Linked DNA regions of Homo sapiens: region 1 is linked to region 2. A link is a loop called in an ENCODE intact Hi-C map of the cell type or tissue named here. Cell type or tissue: Calu3. All regions are shown on one strand. Links, peaks and the distances in the headings refer to the core of each region. The heading gives the core; the rest is flanking DNA.

What was found. Hi-C counts contacts between places; a loop is a spot of excess contacts. Peaks named below come from ENCODE experiments on the same cell type or tissue, not always from the same donor. Only the 100,000 strongest peaks of a DNase experiment are listed, where the experiment ranks them.
Region 1: it touches region 2 in a loop (6-fold over the local background); 1 of 110 quality-filtered maps calls a loop at or near these places.

Annotation. Positions count from the first base shown.
Region 1 is chr12:62,445,468-62,449,867 of GRCh38, reverse strand. No RefSeq gene overlaps it. Among named protein-coding and RNA genes, the nearest start is that of MON2, 19 kb to the left of the region's middle. In Calu3, for the core only: no CTCF peak of the experiment used is centred there; no DNase peak of the experiment used is centred there.
Region 2 is chr12:62,723,102-62,727,501 of GRCh38, reverse strand. The region is part of intron 5 of PPM1H (protein phosphatase, Mg2+/Mn2+ dependent 1H); the gene reads left to right. Among named protein-coding and RNA genes, the nearest start is that of MIRLET7I, 120 kb to the right of the region's middle. RefSeq lists an enhancer at 1,904-3,103. In Calu3, for the core only: no CTCF peak of the experiment used is centred there; a DNase peak (open chromatin) is centred at 2,391.

The sequences.
Region 1 (4,400 bases), core at 88-4,087, 280 kb after region 2:
ATTTTAAGAATCTAGTGAGTTTATCATGTAATTTTTTCTTTTAGAATATTAGGGAGAAGTTATATTGCTAGACTTTTCTGGTATGGACTATGTTTGCAGTCTTAGGATAAACTTGATTATAATGATTTTTTTTTTTTTGAGGAGTCTCACTCTGTCGCCCAGGCTGCAGTGCAGTGGCTCGATCTCGGCTCACTGCAACCTCCACCTTCTGGGTTCAAGCGAGTCTCCTGTCTCAGCCTCCTGAGTAGCTGGGATTACAGGCATGTGCTACCATGCCCAGTTAGTTTTGTATTTTTAGTAGAGACAGGGTTTTACCATGTTGGCCAGGCTGGTCTTGAACTCCTGACCTCGAGTGATCCACCCGCCTCGGCCTCCCAAAGTGCTGGGATTACAGGTGTGAGCCACCACGCCCAGCCAAATAATTTTTTTATTACACTTTTGGATTTAAGTCCCTTAATATAGGCATTTCCTGCTTAATCTCTGTAATCAGTTTTTGAAAATCAGATGTCATGAATGAAGTCACCAACCAGGAAAAGTTTTGATGCATTTCATATCAAGCCAAACCCCAAATCAATTTCCTAAACCATACGAAACCCATTTTAAAAATCCATAAAAATGAACAAACAGTACTGTAAGAATATAAAGTGCAGCCCGGCACAGTGGCTCACACCTGTAATCACAGCATTTTGGGAGGCCGAGGCAGGCGAATCACCTGAGGTCAGGAGTTCAAGACCAGCCTGACCAACATGGAGAAACCCTAACTCTACTAAAAATACAAAATTAGCCAGGCATGGTGGCATGTGCCTGTTATCCCAGCTACTTGGGAGGCTGAGGCAAGAGAATTGCTTTAACCCCTGGAGGCAGAGGTTGCATTGAGGTGAGATCATGCCATTGCACTCCAGCCTGGGCAACAACAGCAAAACTCCATCTAAAAAAAAAAAAAAAAAAAAAAAAAAAAAAAAAAATATATATATATATATATATATATATATATATATATATATATAATGCTTAAAACATCACTTCTTGATCACCTGAAAATTAAGACTGACTGTAAGCATATAGTTGCTCTGTAGGTATGGCTTGGCCTCTCTGGGCCAGCAACATCCCCAGTGCACATTTCTCTTGGTTTTGTTGACTCGCAGTATGCTTTTCAAAATTTCCACATGAGATTTGACAGCTCAACTATTGCATTTACGATGTAACTCAAAACTTTCCCCACATATTGTTTTGTTTAAAAATTGTATTGAATATTTTTCTGGGCATAAGTATAAACATTCTTTATAATAAGCATCAGCCAAAAAATGTTGTATTGTATACATCCTATGAAATCTGAATAGTAATAACAAAAAGGTGTTCTACTGGGAAAACGTTAGTTGGAAATGTCTAAAGTGGAGTATACATGTAGTTTATTTAGAATATTTCTGTTAAAATATTCAAAATTTCTGTTAAAGTTCAAAAATTAAGTGGCCTTTTCCTTTTTTTGTATTTATCCATGTTTGCGGTCAAGATTACACCATTTGTACTGATCAGCTGAGTTTGACAACTCTCTTTAAAAAATATTAAATAAGGCTGGGCGGGGTGGCTCATGCCTGTAATCCCAGCACTTTGGGAGGCTGACGTGGGTGGATCACTTGAGGTCAGGAGTTCGAAACCAGCCTGACCAATATGGTGAAACCCTGTCTCTACTAAAAATACAAAAATTAGCCAGGCATGGTGGCATGTGCCTGTAGTCCCAGCTACTCAGGAGGCTGAGACAGGAGAATTGCTTGAACCCGGGAAGTGGAGTTTGCAGTGAGCTGAGATCATGCCACTGCACTCCAGCCTGGGTGACAGAGTGAGACTCCGTCTCAAAAATAAAATAAAATAAAATAAAATAAAATAAAATAAAATAAAATAAAATAAAATTCAATAAGTAATTTGCCCAACTAAGGGACTATATTTTCTAGCCTTCTATACAGTTGGATATGGACATGCTTTTAAATTCTGGCCAGTGAGATATAGGTGGAGTGATATGGTTGGCTCTGTGTCCCCACCCAAATCTCATCTCAAATTGTACTCCCTTGGCAGAGGTTGCAGTGAGCTAAGACTGCCCCATTATACTCCAGCCTGGGCAACAGAGCGAGACTCTGTCTCAAAAAAGAAAAAAAATTGTACTCCTTTAATTCCCATGTGTTGTGGGAGGGACCCAGTGGAAGATAATTGAATCATGGAGGCGGGTCTTTCCAGTGTTGTTCTCGTGATAGTGAATAAGTCTCATGAGATCTGATGATTTTATAAGGGGGTGTTTCCCTACACAAGCTCTCTTTTTGCCTGCTGCCATCCATCTAAGACATGACTTGCTCCTCCTTGCCTTCCACCATAATTGTGAGGCCTCCCCAGCCATATGGAACTGTGAGTCCATTAAGCTTCTTTCCTGTATAAATCATCCAGTCTAGGGTATGTCTTTATTAGTAGCATGAACATGGACTAATACATGGAGGTTTGAAATTGCCTTTGCAAAAATTATGACAATGAAGGAAATCTAAAAATTATGACAGTGAGGGAAATCTAACATAACTGACTCTTGCTTCTAACCTCACGAGCTGTGTGCTCAGTCCAAGCTAACTATGGGAGGAATTCAGTTTATAGTTTAACTTTGATTCAAAGATGATAACAGTCCCTTTCCAAAATTAAATGCTTCTTTGCTCAGGACTGAAACTGCCTTTGTAAAACTAACAAAAGGTAGAATTATGGTTAGAATTCACAATGCTAGAATTGTGATAAAGGCCTGAATTCTGCTAAGATGTAGGCACAGTTAAACTCTAACTAACCATTGTTTTATAACTTGCCTTTTTAAAACTACTTACTGCTCAGGAGTCATGTAGTCAACGGTCACAAGATTTACAACTTCCCTAATTGTCCCTATGGATAATATTGCTGTTGTAAAACCTAAGACTGGTGTTTGAGATATTTTTCAGACCTTGCATTTGTTATGGTTAAACTGGCACCACCCAGACTGGTAACCCATAGCCAGGAACTAACTCAGTACAAGAAGAAAGTGTCAACTTCCTATGATTTCATCTCTGACCTGACCAATCAGTATTCTCCATTCCCTAGCTCCCTGCCTACCAAACTGTCCTTGAGAAACCCTAGTCCCCAAATTCTTAGGGAGGTGGATTAGAGAATTATCTCTCATCCTCCTACCCTCCCAGTGTGGTGGTTCTCAAAAAATTAAAAATAAAACTACCACTGGGGGCTGGGTGTGGTGGCTCATGCCTGTAATCCCAGCACTTTGGGAGGCCGAGGCAGGCAGATCACCTGAGGTCGGGAGTTCAAGACCAGCTTGACCAGCATAGAGAAACCCCATCTCTACTAAAATCACAAAATTAGCCAGATGTGATGGTGCATGCCTGTAATCTCAGCTACTCAGAAGGCTGAGACAGGAGAATCGCTTGAACCTGGGAGATGGAGGTTGTGGTGAGCCAAGATTGCACCATTGCACTCTAGCCTGGGCAATAAGAGCAAAACTCCATCTCAAAAAAACAAAACAAAAACCAAACAAACAAACAAAAAACTACCATCAGATACAGCAAGTCTGCTTCCAGGTATATATTCAAAAGAATTGAAAGCAATACCTTGAAGAGATATTTGCACACCCATGTTAATTGCAGCACTAGTCACAATAGCCAAGAGGTGGAAGCAGCCCAAATGTTTATCAACGGATAAATGGGTAAAGAAAATGTGGCACCTATGTTATGCAGAGATCCTGGTGCAAGGGAGCCTTCTCTAATCCACACTCAAGCAGATTTCCAGGCATGAAGAGCACCCACTTTCTTGGATTAAGTGTTTTGGCCACCTCCCAACCCATGCAGAGAACTGGGGCTGAGGAGGATTCCCAGCTCCATACCTAGGCACACCTCTGGGTACTCGGTGGCCACCCACTAGATTTTCCCTCAGTGCTGGTGCTTGTGTCTGCCATTGGGGGACCTGTAGGTGGACCTGCCCAGTCCAGACCTGCCCATCTTGTCCCCACCACCCTGGGGCTGAGCAGGGAGTTCAGACCACTCTGCACTCCAAGAACCAGCCCATTTCCTGAGGCAACAGAGGGCTTCTCCCAGTAAAAAAGGATCAAGTATATACCCAGCACCCTTGGTCACAGCCTGTTCTTACCTACAAGTTTCATCTACTGGCTTGCAGGTTGAACTGCACAGCCTGATATAAAAACTGCTGACAGAAATGCATAGGAGTATAGCAGAAAAGCCAGAAGATCTTACCTAGTCTTCTCTACAGTCACATCCCCTAAGAACGGGAGGGAAGAGAAAGAGAAAGGAAAGAAAATACAGAGGAAAAGAAAGAAAAAGAAAAAGTCCTACCCACAATAAAATAATTACAAAACTGGCCGGGTGCAGTGGCTCTCA
Region 2 (4,400 bases), core at 75-4,074:
CATGCACATGTGTTTTTATGGGAAGACATCTATCAATTTATAAGAAGTTAACTAAATCCAAACTACGTGGGTCCAAGATGGTTTTTATACAATATGGGCCTTACTTTTAACTTTTTCAAAAGATTGAAGGCTGTGTTATCTTATAGTTTAAATAATCACTATGTTGTGATTGTGTAGAGCAGGTCAGAATGTCCTGTATTCATTCTTTTAGCAAATACTTACTCAGCACCTTTACTATGTTGGGTGCTATGCTGGGCACTGGAGTGGAGTTAAGGTTTTAAAAATGATGGACACATGGCCGGGCATGGTGGCTCATGGCTGTAATCCCAGCACTTTGGGAGGCTGAGGCAGGTGAATCACCTGAGATTAGGAGTTCTAGACCAGCCTGGTGAAACCCTGTCTCTACTAAAAATACAAAAATTTGCTGGGCATGGTAGCGGGCGCCTGTAATCCTAGCTACTCAGGAGGCTGAGGCAGGAGAATTGCTTGAACCCAGGAGGCGGAGGTTGCAGTGAGCCAAGATCAAGCCATTGCATTACAGCCTGGGTGACAAGAGTGAAACTCTGTCTCAAAAAAAAAAAGTCAGTAAATTATTAGCAAACTAGCAAATTCCTGCCCCAACACTTTACAGACTTTGGGCTTATTGCTTATGGTAAATCCAAAGTAAAATCATTTTGAAGACTCAGGACTCCAGAATGCTGACTTGAGCAATGCTTCCAGAGGCACAGACCAGTACAAATGAAGTAATTCTAGCCAGTCATGGTCACCTGAATTCTGGGCAGGCCCTAAGAAGTTTCCAAATCACCAAGTTGTTTGGCCACTCTGCGTTTGCGGACAAAACATCTCTGCGCTGGCCTGATGGGAATCTGCGGCTTCCACATCCCCGCATTGGAGCCAGGCCCCTGCTCTGCTTGCCTCTTCTCCAGGATTTTGGCTTTCCCTAAAATTATTAGAACAAGAAGCAGTAACGCTCTTCTCAGCAGTCTTTTAAAACTTGCTTTAAACACTGGGTTCTCAAAAAACTAATTTTTAGAGGGTTTTTTTTTTCAAATGAAAGTAATCTGTGTCCAATGGTCAAAATATCCACAATTATGGATACATTAAAAAGAAAACCCTCAGATAACTTTTTTAAATATTTTGATGACTGTACATGTGTAAACATGTGTGCATATAAGACTATATAAACTTTTATGATTGCACAAAAAGATAGACTAATAACCGTAAGTGTTTTCCTCTGAAAACCAACAGGTTTTTACAAATTGTGTGCAGCCATGTATTTTAGCATCTCATTTTTCATTAAGCAACCATATGTTTGCTCTGTTTGTACCAAGTTCTTGAGAAGAGTTCCTTTAATGCCATTAACTCCATAGGGTTTGACATATGCAACAGCAGTAAGTATTGAATGTGGTGGCAAGGAGGTGGGTGGTGATTTTTTAAAAAAGAGAGAGTGGTAAAAATATATCACAGGTACACAAGGAGTACTTATAATTTCTATGGTAAGCATGATTATGACAGAAAATGAATCATGCCACCTGTGCTGTGTCAGTTAGCAACAGAGGAAGAAAAATCAGAAGGATGGAGAAATCTAAGAGTGTGGCATCAGTATCAGTGGGGGGGTGACTATGACAGTATTTCCTCAGAACTAAGACACGTCTTTGTTTTTTTTTAACATATCTGAATTTTATATTTGATTTTTGCTGCCAGCCAGGGGACAGGCATGACATGTCATCTCCTGGACATATGTGAACATCAAAAGGGCAGACACCTGCAGGGGCGGAAAAGATTTCCTCACCCATCACAAGGTCCCCCATAAGAAAAGACAAGATAAACAAGAGAAAAGCATACAAATCTATTTAATATAAGTTTTACATGACACAGGAGACTTTATGAGAAATTGAAGACCTAAAGAAATAGGTAAACTTTGTATATTTTTATGCTTAAGTTTGAGGAAGACTGGACAGTCATGGAGAAATATAATTGGATAAAGTGGGTGTGATCTAATGGGAATAAACTGGGGAGAATTTAGCAAGGCTGTTTGTTCAGATTCTTCTGTATCCCTGTGTCTTCAGAGTTAAAGATGTTTCTTTCCTCTGGATATGGGGCGGGCACCTCTGGAATGAGGATCCTGTGACCTGCTTCAGGGGAGAGGGACAAGGGGAAGTTGAGAGACTTTCCTGTTTCTGCTGTTTCCTCAAATGCCAAGGTGCCATTTTTTGGGGTAGAATGTCCTGAGTCCCAACACACCAAACTTTTGTGGGATGGGTGTCCAGCAGCTTGGAAGAACATCCTGCAGAGAAAAGTGAAGGGCTTGTTAAGCATCACTGGATCCAACTAATTGTGCGGAGGAGTTTGAGGAGGTGTGACTCAGACTTGCTTAGCCACATTCCTGAAGTGGGAGTCAGAAGTAAGCTGGCTCTAGAGGATTGCAAAGCTGGCTTAAGAACTTCTGCACCCTTAGCTTTGAGGCTTCCAGTGCTGTTGTGGATTAATTAAAAAATGCTGCGTCACCGGTGCTCTCATGAAACACACAACACTTCTGTGTGGAAAATTATGAACATACATGATTCAGAGTTGAAAAATGATGAGAGCAGTTGGATTCTAAATGTAAAAGTTTTGGAAACCTTAGCCAACCTACTTCAATTCTATATCCCTTATTAAATATATACAATAGTGATAGATAATAAAAATGTGTCTAAGTCTCAGCTCTTATGAAAAGGATAAAATTAAAATTTGAAGTGTTAAGAAAGAATTATACATATTTTAATTGGCTGCTTTTTTTCTTCCTGGAAGTAATAAAATGATGGTGCGTCTAATGGCATATATGTTTGATGAAATATCATACCCTGTTGTTATCCTGGAAGAAAGCAAGCAGTTTGTGGAAATCATGAAAGGCTCTGTGTGTGAAGGCGCCTCAGAGTGACACAATATTTAAGGCCCTTTCAAACCTGCACATCCTCAGAGGGAGAGGGTAGGTGGCCCCTGCAGTTATCAAAGCTGTTGAGGAGTTCCCAACTAACCCACAGACATCTGCCTCAACAGATCTTCTGACGCAGCCACCCAGGCAAATGGATATCAGCCAAAAAGAGCCCAAGGGTCCCTGGTTTAAAGCACCATCAAAGGGCCCACTCATCCTCCTGTTAGGAGGCAAAGCGCCTGAAATCTCCACACTTACCCTTATGTGGGAGAAGAGATTTCTTACCCATTCATGGCTGATGCCCCTATAACAAAAGACAGATTAACAAGAGAAAAGCAAACAAATTGATTTAATATAAGCTTATGTCACATAGATGTCTTCAGAAAGCCCCAAGGAAACAGGGCAAACTGTATTTTTAGGGACAGTCATACAGAAGTTTGATCAAAGGACAAAAGATCTAATGGTAATAAACTCAGGGGTAGGGGTACTTAGCAAGGCCTGTTTGTTCAGCATCATCTTGGCATCCCTGTGTGATATTTCTTTCCTCTGGGTATGGTGCAGGGCCCCTCTGGAATCGGGTCTTAATGATCTATTTTCTGGGGAAGGTGAGCTAGGTCTCATGGCTTGCTTTAGAGGAGGAGTAAGGGGAATTCTTCCTAGTTTCTATGGGCTGCTTCTCCTGTTCCCTCAAATGCCCAGGTACTGTGATTGGAGGTAGTGTGTCCTGAACATGCATCACCTTCTTAGACATGGGGTTTGTTAAGAAATGTGCTCAGGAATGTCGTTTGGATTCTTACCTGTTTGTTAATAATATATATGCATGCCACGTATCTGTATTTACACACACACACAGCCTTAGTCTGTCTGGTGCTGCTATAACAATACTACAAACTGAGTAATTTATAAAGAACAAAATTTATCACAGTTCTGGGGTCTGGGAAGCCCCAAGATCAAGACACTAGCATCTGGTAAGGGCTTTCTTGCTCTGTTTTCACATGGCAGAAGGTGGAAGGGCAAGAGAGTGAACTCACTCTCACAAGCCCTTTTCTATAGCAGCATTAATTCACGAGGGCTCTACCTTCATGGCCTAAACACCTCCCAAAAAGTCTGCCTCCCAACATTGTTGCATTAGGGGTTAAATTGCCAACACATGAATTTTAGGAGACACATTCAGACCATAACATGTTCATTTGTAAACAGATGGTTCCCAACTTACTTTTTTTTTTTAATCAGGGCAGCCTTCATTTTACAAAGCAGAATGAAAGCACCGCTACTTTTTTTTTTTTAACTTTCTGATATTGTGAAAGCAATATGCATTTGGTAGAAATCATACTTCAAATTGATTTTGAATTTTGACCTTTTTCCAGGCTAGGGATATGTGGTATGATACTCTCTTGTGATGCTGGACGGTGGCAGTGAGCCAGCAGCTCCTAGTCAGCCACCCAATCATGAGGGTAAACAACCTACACTTTACAGTGGACTGTGT